Regions from separate parts of the Homo sapiens genome. Here region 2 is linked to region 1. The links are chromatin loops, found by intact Hi-C in ENCODE. Cell type or tissue: IMR-90. All regions are shown on one strand. Links, peaks and the distances in the headings refer to the core of each region. The heading gives the core; the rest is flanking DNA. Region 1 overlaps MAP3K3 (mitogen-activated protein kinase kinase kinase 3). Region 2 overlaps MAP3K3 (mitogen-activated protein kinase kinase kinase 3).

Region 1 (5,376 bases), core at 83-5,082:
ATAACATCTAAGCTAGGAAGATTGGCTTATATATAATATGTATAGGTTTATATATTAAATGGCTTAGATATTATTAAATATATATAAAATTGGGCCAACTGTAATAATAAATTGGGATCAATACAAGGAGGATTATGACTAGGTTTAAGTGTTTTCTGAGGAGCATCCAACAATACTCCTAAAAGCGGAATGCAAGGAGTTATCAGTAACAACATTAACCACCCTAAGTATTGAGAATTTTCAGTTCTTTCAACTCAGATATTGAACAAAGATGGATGTGAATACACATACAGGCACACACATACACACACCACTTTTCAAGTCAGATCCACAAGTATGACTGAAGAAATCATTTCTAATTCTGTATAAGATGACGCTATTATAAGAGCTGGTTTATCAGGTTGACAAATTCTGTTTCCAGGAAGCTAACCAATTCCTGGCATTACTTAATGAACAAACTTGTTTAGTAGTTCCAGAGCTGAGAACACACTAGTGGAAAAGTTTGGCACTGTCATCTGAAATCTGGGACAACTGACACAAGTGAATCAGGGTTATAGAATCTAATTTTGTGTCAAAGTAAAATACATTCCTAGAGGTAGACAGGTTCTTCAACTGATACTTCAGAGGACATGTATAAAGACAGGAAGTAAATCAAGTGGCTCTTTTAGGCATTTCTTCCTGGATTGAGGTTTTGTTTTTGTTTTTTTTCCTTCTAAAAAGCAACATCACTATGCACACTTGGCTGCCACAAGCCAGTTATCTCTGTGGTATGGACTGAGACTAACTGAATTATCAGCACTCCTCCAATGTGGCATTCTTTAAAAACAAACAAAACTTTTAAAAACAAATAACAGGCTGGGCGCAGAGGCTCACGCCTGTAATTCTAGCACTTTGGGAGGCCAAGATGCGTGGATCACTTGAGGTCAGGAGTTCGAAACCAGCCTGGCCAACATGGTGAAACCCCGTCTCTACTAAAAATACAAAAAAATTAACTGCGCGTGGTGGTGTGCGCCTGTAATCCCAGCTACTTGGGAGGCTGAGGCAGGAGAATTGCCTGAACACAGGAGGCGGAGGTTGGTGTGAGCTGAGATAGCGCTACTGAACTCCAGCATGGCGACAGGGCGAGACTCCATCTCAAAAAAAAAAACAACAAATAACAACTTTCTTAGACTGAAGCAGTTAGGAATATGAACTTCAGAGTCAGAAAAATTTGGTAAGGAGGCCCTGAGCAAATCATTTATTCTCTCCAAACCTCAATTTCCTCATCTGTAAAATGGAGATAAAGCATCATTTCACAAAGCTGCTGTGGGAGTTAAAAGCAACAGAAAACCTACGAATTATTTCTTATGGTACCTAACACAGTAATGCTAAAAAAATGCTGGCTATTATTATCATCAATGAGAAAAGGTCAATGGAAAAAGACTGGAGGCCATTTAATCTACCCTAATACTTAATTTTATTACTGAACTTTTATAAATCATTAACAACAATTTACTGAATACTTATCTTGTATTACACATTAGAAAGTTTTAAAAGATATTTCAAGGTGTTCAAACTCTAGGGATAAAAAGATAAACAACACACAAATACAAAGTTGTATGAAAAAAAAGATAGAATTGGCAGGGCCCAGGGGCTCACGCCTGTAATCCCAGCACTTTGGGAGGCTAAGGCAGGTGGATCACCTGAGGTTAGGGGTTCGAGAACAGCCTGACCAACATGGAGAAACCCCGTCTCTACTAAAACTACAAAATTAGCTGGGCGTGGTGGCACATGCCTGTAATCCCATCTACACGGGAGGCTGAGGCAGGAGAACTGCTTCAAGCTGGGAGGCGGAGGTTGCGGTGAGCCAAGATGGTGCCATTGCACTCCAGCCTGGGCAACAAGAGCGAAACTCCGTCTCAAAAAAAAAAAAAAAGACAGAATTAGACAATATATAAACCAGAGTATATAAATACAAATGTATAAAAATAAATATTTTTAAATATGAGTAGCTTATATGGTTATATAAGAGGTTATATGGATGATTTTACATAATTGTTAACAGACTAAAGATTCTTTAAGAAAAGCAAGCTGGCTGGGCGTGGTGGCTCACACCTGTAATCTCAGCACTTTGGGAGGCCGAGGCAGGCAGATCACCTGAGGTCAGGAGTTCAAGACCAGCCTGGTCAACATGGTGAAACCTCATCACTACTAAAAATACAAAAATTAGCTGGGCGTGGTGGTGCACACCTGTAATCCCAACTACTGTGGAGGCTGAGGCATGGGAATAGCTTGAACCTGGGAGGCAGAGGTTGCAGTGAGCCAAGACTATGCCAACACATTCCAGCCTGGGCGACAGAGTAGAGACTCTGTCTCAGAAAAAAAAAAAAAGGATTGAAGAAAATAAGAGTGACAGGCCGGGCGCATTGGCTCACACCTGTAAGTCCAACATTCTGGGAAGCCAAGGCGGGCATATCACTTGATCCCAGGAGTTTGAGACCAGCTTGGGCAACATGGCAAAACCCCATCTCTACAAAAAATACAAAAAATTAGTCATGGCCAGGCACGATGGCTCATGCCTGTAATCCTAGCACTTTGGGAGGCCGAGGAGGGTGGATCAGCTGCAGTCAGGAGTTCAAGACTAGCCTGGCCAACATGGTGAAACCCTGTCTCTACTAAAAATACAAAATTAGCCAGGCATGGTGGCCGGTGCCTGTAATCCCAGCTACTCGGGAGGCTGAGGTAGGAGAATTGCTTGAACCCGGGAGGCAGAGGTTGCAGTGAACTGAGATCGTGCCACTGCACTCAAGCCTAGGTGACAGGGCAAAACTCCACCCCAAAAAAAAAAAAAAAGTATTTGTGAACTTTACACGTGAACAAGTTGAGGTAGCGTAATAGTGTGCTTATAACTTTGAAAAGATTTCCTGAGAGTGGGAGTGGTCTGACACACTTAGAAGCTACCAGGAAGAAGCATAAGGAGAAAGAGGTTAATTTTAGAGATTAAGAGGTTAAGAATCTAGGAAAAGGAGGAGTATTCATGGAACTAGAAAAGGATCTATCAAACAAGGATTAGAGTTCAGGCTTAAAAAGTAGAAGCTCTTAGGCAGTTTTAAGTAATTCCCCAGTGGCATGTAGTTTTTCTTCTCCTGGTACCCCAACCTGTGGTATGGAGGCTGCCAGGCAACATACTCCTCTCTTTAGCTCCAGCAGGAAGCCACTCTTCCAGACTGAGCTATTACTTGTATCTCAAAGCAGGGTCTTAAGGCACTTCCCATTTGTGAGTTCCCTTGGCTAACAACCCAGAAAAGTTGCCAGAAGCACCACATTCTCTAATAAACATTGTTATCCCGTATGGTGTCTGTTTACTATGCCACACACTCTCTCTCTTTTCCATAGATACAATCCCCAAAGTAATGTTTTAATCTTTGTTTTGTTTCATTTAACTAATGATGTTATTTCTTCATCTTGACAATGTTCTACCCAGCTCCACCAGATCGTCTGATCGCACTGCCCACTCAGGAGAGTCTGTGCTTCAGTGTCCCTGAGTCAGATTTTACTTTCTCTTCATGACATTCCACATACTTCCACTGCCTCCACCCTGTCCATGCCCAGGCAAACATCATTTTACAATGAGTATATGCAATAAGGCCAGACCCTCAATTCATAAGAAACTTTTATCCTTCAAGAAATGGTTGAACCTTTGCTAAATCTCAAAGTCAAATGCTGGCGTTTTTCTGTTCTAAGATATAATAGGCATTCAATATTAATTGATGGTTCAAATTCTTAAAACACATATTATAAAGTAGGCCATTTATTCCTCATAAGAATCAATATATATCACCACTACATTTTAACGTTTAGTGAAATTAACCCAAAGGACTGGAGACTATAGAATTACATGTGTCAATACCAAAACGACAGAATTGATCTCTCTCCTGTATATCTTTACACACTTTTGCACTTAATTGTTTACATGTTTCTGCTTCACCTTACCTAACTGTAACTTCTTGAGGACAGGATAACACAGGCACAGGGCTTAATACTATGCCTGGCACATAGGAGGCATTCAACAAATGGGCAAAGAATAAATTAACAGCTTCCATAGAACCAGAAAAACCTCATCTTATCCTCTGTGTATTCCCCTAAGTAATGCTCAGTTGGACAGATACTTACTTTTTACAGATGCCTAAAATTCAGCTATTTTTTGTTTGTTTTTTGTTTTAGAGACAGGGTCTCTCACTCTTGTTGCCTGGGCTGGAGTGCAGTGACACGATCATGGTTCACTGCAGCCTCAACCTCCCAGGCTCAGATGATCTTCCCACCTCGGTCTCCTGGGTAACTGGGACTATAGGGGCATGCCACTACGCCCAGCTAAGTTTGTGTGTTTTTAGTAGAGACAGGGTTTCACCATGTTGCCCAGGCTGCTCTCGAACTCCTGGGCTCAAGCGATCTACCAGTCTCAGCTTCCCAAAGTGCTGGGATTATAGGTGTAAGCCACCATGCCCAACCTAAAATTCAGTTTTAAAATCCAACTGTCATTTTTAAAAATATCAGAAATCTAGTAATGACATAGCCATGTTGATTTATTAAACTGTGATTCAAATTTCAATCAAAACAGCTGCTAACTATTCAGAGTCTACATAGGTGGTCAGATTCTAGCCAAACTGAATTGAGACTATTCTAACAGGGAGCTCCTAACAGCCTTGGAACCCTAGACAAGGTGTCTGTAAGTCACAATAATTCTGACTTCAAACCAGAACCAGATCATCTGTAATCCTGTACTCCATTCACTATAGTTTCCTGTAGCATTTCCAAGTTGTTACATATTTTTCAGTGATATATAAAGTTTCAGACTGCGTTTATAAAAAGACCACATAAACAATCTCAGGTATTATGAACAGCATTTGCCACTATGATTACTAAATCTGGAAATGAATTCTGGAGTGACCAAGAAAAAACAACCAGTCAATCCCAATTTTTTATAGCCACATAGTATCAAAGCAAAAAAAAAAATTTCCTATTATTTACAGAGATAAATAATTTCCACTAGAAATTCATTGGGGCTAACAGACAATATAAAATCTGACATGTTTTTATTAACCCAAGTTGTCAAACAGGCTTCAGTCTTGGGCTTAGAACAGCTCAGGAAAATGTGACTGTTACTTAACCAAAGAACCTGCAGGGCAGAGACTCAAGTTTTAGTCCTTTCTTCATGAGGCTGGAGTTTAACAAGTATAACTAAAATACTAAGAAGTCTATGTTTCTCTCTTATCAATCCTTTGAGTTTATTTAGAACTACAGCAACTAAAAGCAAACTAACTAAACTGGAAATTCAAATTTTCATCACCAAAATGGAAACTAGTATTTAAGAGAGAGACTGTGTGTGAATGTATCTGT
Region 2 (5,376 bases), core at 57-5,056, 49 kb before region 1:
GAAAAATACTTAATGGAAAAAAAGAATGGCGGGGAGGCTTGCTCTGTGTGTGTGTGTGCACTTTTAGGAACAGGGTCTCGCTATGTTGCCTAGGCTGGTCTCAAGCCTTGGCCTCCCAAAGTGCTGGGATTAAAGGCATGGGCCCCCATGCCTGGCCAGAGGGTTGCTTTTTGAAAGACATTTTCTAAGAAGCTTAAACTATTGTTTTTCAATGACCTTTAAGAAACTGACACTGACTCTTTTTTTTGAGACGGAGTCTTGCTCTGTTGCCCAGGCTGGAGTGCAGTGGTACAATCTTGGCTCAAGGCAACCTCCGCCTCCTGGGTTCAAGCAATTTTCTGCCTCAGCCTCCTGAATAGCTGGGATTACAGGTGGCCGTCACCATACCCAGCTAATTCTTATATTTTTAGTAGAGACAGGGTTTCACCATGTTGGCCAGGCTGGTCTTGAACTCTTGTCTTCAGGTGATCTGCCTGTCTCAGCCTCCCAAAGTGCTGGGATTACAGGCGTCAGCCACTGCACCCAGTTGAAACTGACTCTTTAATTCTTCTATATTAAGTCAGTTGTTCAGAACATATGGTTCATGTGGTTGTGCTGAATACATTTTGAGAATTCACCACTGAACTGGTATTGGAGAATACTTCCAATCTCTTCTTGGACACATCACCCCAGCCTCCCTCCAAGGATGTCTCTCTGGCAGGAAAGCTAACATGGGGTCCTCAGTAATCTGGCCTCCCCACCTGACTCCAGAGCAAAGGCCAGAAACAAAATTGCTCTGAAAACAGGCATAGAATTTTGCTGGATTTCCTGTCTCAACATCTCACTCACAGGGTAGAGGCCACCAATTCTGAGATAAAGTGGTATCTGAGCCATGCCTTTGCAATGGTCTCAAACAGCCCATGGAAGAGAATTTGTCCTATTTTCTAAGTCCTAACAGAAACTAAAGTTACTCTGAGTGTAAATTTAGGGATATTGTACCATGAACTAACAGAGCAATAAAATCAGTCAAGGCAATTTTTTTTTCTTAAAAAAATATTGTCACCTCTCATTTAACCCTTACTACACCCCTGCAGTGGTGGTGCATTATCATCATCCACATTGCGCAGAGGGAAACCCAAGCCCCAAAGCCATAAAGTGACTTTATGGTGGGGCCGAAGCGAGAAAACAGGCTTTGTGACTCTCATACAGTTCAGCCAAGGCAATTTGGGGACCATAATTTATTTCCAAAAAGGGCAGGCATGCTGCTCAACACAGTGGCACAAGACATAACTTCTCCTTGAACTGGCCAGGCCATCTGTCCCCCATGAGTAATCCCTATGGAGGATGGAGATCCCATCCACAAGGAAATATGACAGCCTGCCAGGTGTGGGAGGGAGGCTAACGTGGGGACTTCCTGGCAGCACAGGGGAAGCACAGTGCCATGTATCTTTCTTTCTTTGGAGTGCAGTGGCGTGTTCATAGCTCACTGTAGCCCCAAACTCCTTGGGCTCAAGGGATCCTCCTGCTTCAGCCTCCCAAAGTGCAGGGATTACAGGTGTGAGCCACATCCACAGTGGCATGTTTCATGCAGCTCAAATTCAGAGTTGTTTTCTCCATGGTCATTTGGGAGTCAGAGGCCAGGAATACAAAATGCCGCTTGGCCAACAGAGGGTTTGTAGGCAAAGACAAGATGGAGGTTTAGGGGAAATCTGGACCAAGGGAACTACTCCACTTTCCAGTGACCCAGACCTCACAGACCCATGTACCTGGCTGTTTCCCTTGCTACTGTAACACAAAATTCCAGTGCAACTGTAAAAAAAGGATGGTTTTCCTAAGTCTTATCATGTCACAAAACACAGAGAGAGCACTATTTAACCCTTTGCTTATAAAAATTAGCCTACTGCCTGCTTCCTACTTTTAGCTTTGGATGACATCTTGGTAGTCCACAAGTTCTATGGCAATTCAATCCACATGTCAGCAACATTTGTCAGCAGCAGAAGCAACTCTAAGGAGGTAAGTGAGGTGCACGGAGAAAAGACTAAGCTTTGAAATTAGATATACGTGGGTTCAGATCAGGCTTTGCCACTCATTAGCTAAATGATCTAAGCTCTCACCTCAATTTCCTCAACTGCAAAAATGGGGAGAACTATCTACCTCATAATTTCTTTCGGAAGTTATAAATGTGCTGGCACAGGTACATATCCGCATAACCCCATCTCACAGTAGGAACTCCGTAGAATCCCATTTGTACCCTTCACTCTATGTGGCAGATATATGGGGTAGGCGTAAGATGGATTCCACCCTTCTACTGTGCCTTCCTGTACTTGAGAAGCTAACTGGCTAAAAGCTGTATTTCTAAGACTTTCTTTAGATTCAGCTAATCACATGCACTTCTATGAGATTAACAGGCTTCCTGCTGTTCCTGAGCAGTCACAGAAGCCTTTGGTTTTTCTGCCACAGTGTTAGCAGAGGCCCCACACCTGGTCTCCAGCTTTGCCGATGTTGACAGGTGTGGACCAGACCTGAGGGGCACTGGACTTCTGGACCGGTGGCTTCCTGATTACAGAAGAGGGAGGACGCTCTGTGGTGTGTCTTAACCTAGAGGCTGCTTCTCTTTCTTCCCTCATTGATTCCATAATCCACAATGTGCACCTCTGGTTTATGGAACCTCTTCTTCCTGAAACTAGCTACAGTGGGTTCTCCTCTGCACAACTGAACTCTGACCAACACACTCTGGAGCTGTATTATACATTTTACCTAGAACAAATAAAAATGTCTCTTGTAAGGGACTGATTGGAGAGAAAGAAAAACTCTTATTTATGAAACCTCAGACACTGGTCCAAACTATGCCTAGGCAGGATGAAATGCCCTCAATCTGTTACATGGAGTGTCTGGGGTGAGACTTCCCTGGGATAAAATATCCATGGTCCCCCTGACACCTGTCCCCTCCTTCATCAGCTGCACTGAACTCTCCCCTGGTTTTACAGGTGGGATGGGACTAGCTCACAGGAGGCCAGCACTACAGACCCAGGAGGGTCTGGGGGGAAAAATAGCAAAGGTTTTCTGAGCTTTTATTTCCAGCCAGAAACTTTCACTTTTTCCAATCCACACTGTGCCTGCAGAGAGCCAGCCTTGTTATCTGATGGGCTATGTGCCAGCGGCTATTGTGCACAGGCCCACAGGCTGGAGCAGGAAAAGGAAGTCTCCCCAAACCAGTGGCTATCAGAGGAACCGAATGGAAAAACCAGGAGTTGGCAGAACTGCTCCAGGGCATTTTCAGTTTTGTTTTTAATCTTCATTTCAGAAATTGGGAGCCAATGAGATACACAACAGTTGAGAGCAAGTGAGACAGGGAGCTAAACAGGATAGGATACTGGACCATAAAACTACGTATTTACCAGCAGTGATAGCAATGAGCCAGACAGCCCAAAGCACAGAGCTATGCAAAACAGCTCATTCCGTAGGTCTCAGAAGGCTGCATAGGCAGGGGTCACAGGCTTTCTTGGGACACCTTTCCCTGGTATTCCAGCCTGAACTTGCTCTAGCCTCACTGCGCCACCTGTGCCACCAGCTGAAGCAAAGGAGCACAGTAGCAGTTCCACTGTTCAGAGAGAGGCCCACAGTTTCCCATGAAGGTATTTTACACAGAAGGAGAAAAGCGGGGTTTAAGCTGCCAGCTATCCTCATTCCACCCAGTGCGTGCTAGCTCTCTACCAGCCTCCTTAACCCAAAGAAGCAGAGTCAAAGATACACTCTCACCCTCGGATATGGTAGGTTCTTTTGCTTTGTACTCTGACTTAAAGCTGAACGACAGGCTCTCAGATTCTAGCCCTTCTCATAGCAGAACCCTAATCAGGAAGCTGATGCAGTCAGGAAGTTGTCTCCGCAGGGAGTTCTAGGGCTTTGGGTCAGTGTTAATGTGCAGGTCACTGCAAGTATAAAGAGATAGCTTTTTTGGCCACTAACTATTTCCTAAACTCTTTTCTCTCTTCAGGGACAGATGAGATGGGGAGAGAAATCAAACTTTTTTTCTTTCTCAATAGAAAATCTTAACTAATATTTACCAATATGCTCACAGTGGACCACACTCTGTAGAACACAGTAGTGGGTAGAATTTCCATAAGACCCTAAGAACATCTTCTATGTTTCAACTTTCAAAATTCCCATTTTATTTTGGAGCTGCTACCACCATCAAAGTTTCTGATCTCATGTAGCATCATAGAACTTATAGCAAGGAGGGAAAAAAAACCTTTGAAGATGAAAGAAGCTAACCATTTTGTTTCCAAGTGTATGGTCACTACCTCTACAGTCCTGGCTTCTACCCTTTCAAATCGGTACTAGGACTGGAAGCTGGTCCTGAGCACTGCTCTCTGTTTACTGCCCAGTTGTCGCTATAATCTACCCTCATCCTTTCAACATTCTTTCTTGTCCTCTGCCTGAATTTTCCCTCCATGTCTCTCAGAGGCAGAGAGGGCTCCTCTCTTCCTTGCAAAAGTATTATAAACCCTCTACCTGGACTCGATTCATCTCCAGCAGGAGTCAGCTCCCCCATGGTCTCCTCTTCATCACCTTTAACCCCTCCTTTTCAGCTGTCTTTATCCCTCCCTTCATACACTTCCTCATATCTCTAGCCTAAGAACATCCTGGGCTGGGCATGGTGGCTCATACCTATAATCTCAGCACTTTGGGAAGCTGAGGTGTAGAAGGATTGCTTGAGACCAGGAATTCAAGACCAGGCTGGGCAACATAGTGAGAACTCATCTCTACAAAAAACAAATTAGCCAGGTATGGTGGCAAGCACCTGTGGTCCCAGCTATTTGGGAGGCTGAGGCGAGGATCGGTGGTTGAGGCTGCAGTGAGCCATGATGGCACCACTGCACTCCAGCCTGGGTGACAGAGAGATGGGGTTTTGCCATGTTGCCTGGGCTGGTTTCGAACTCCTGGGCTCAAGCAATCCACCCACCTTGGCCTCCCAAAGTGCTGGGATTACAGGTACGCACCACTGCAACTGGCAGGTCCACCATTTCACTACCAAACTCCAGAAAAACCTGATTGCCTCCACTCAGGCGTTGGAGTATGGCTTGCCTCACTATGGGACAAAGTGGCAAGATAAGGAGAAAGACAGAGTGAGAACTGAGGCAAAGGCACTTAACAAGATGAACTTAGACCATACAGGAGTCAGAATGTAGCAGGGACAAGTCCTTTTTTTTTTTTTTTGAGACAGAGTCTCACTCTGTTGCCTAAGCTGGAGCGCAGTGGCACGATCTCAGCTCACTGCAACCTCCGCCTCCCGGGTTCAAGTGATTGTCCCACCTCAGCCTCCCAAGTAGCTGGGATTACAGATGCGCACGACCACACCTGGATAATTTTTATTTATTTTTTATTTTTTTGAGACAG

What was found. Hi-C counts contacts between places; a loop is a spot of excess contacts. Peaks named below come from ENCODE experiments on the same cell type or tissue, not always from the same donor. Only the 100,000 strongest peaks of a DNase experiment are listed, where the experiment ranks them.
Region 2: a loop joins it to region 1, with 2.8 times the contacts of the local background. A loop is called at or near these places in 22 of 110 quality-filtered maps.

Annotation. Positions count from the first base shown.
Region 1 is chr17:63,624,902-63,630,277 of GRCh38, reverse strand. All of the region lies in intron 1 of MAP3K3 (mitogen-activated protein kinase kinase kinase 3), which reads right to left. Among named protein-coding and RNA genes, the nearest start is that of MAP3K3, 5.2 kb to the right of the region's middle. In IMR-90, for the core only: no CTCF peak of the experiment used is centred there; no DNase peak of the experiment used is centred there; H3K4me3 peaks cover 236 bases.
Region 2 is chr17:63,673,900-63,679,275 of GRCh38, reverse strand. All of the region lies in intron 6 of MAP3K3 (mitogen-activated protein kinase kinase kinase 3), which reads right to left. Among named protein-coding and RNA genes, the nearest start is that of LIMD2, 24 kb to the left of the region's middle. RefSeq lists enhancers at 3,033-3,327, 1,546-5,044. In IMR-90, for the core only: no CTCF peak of the experiment used is centred there; a DNase peak (open chromatin) is centred at 3,145.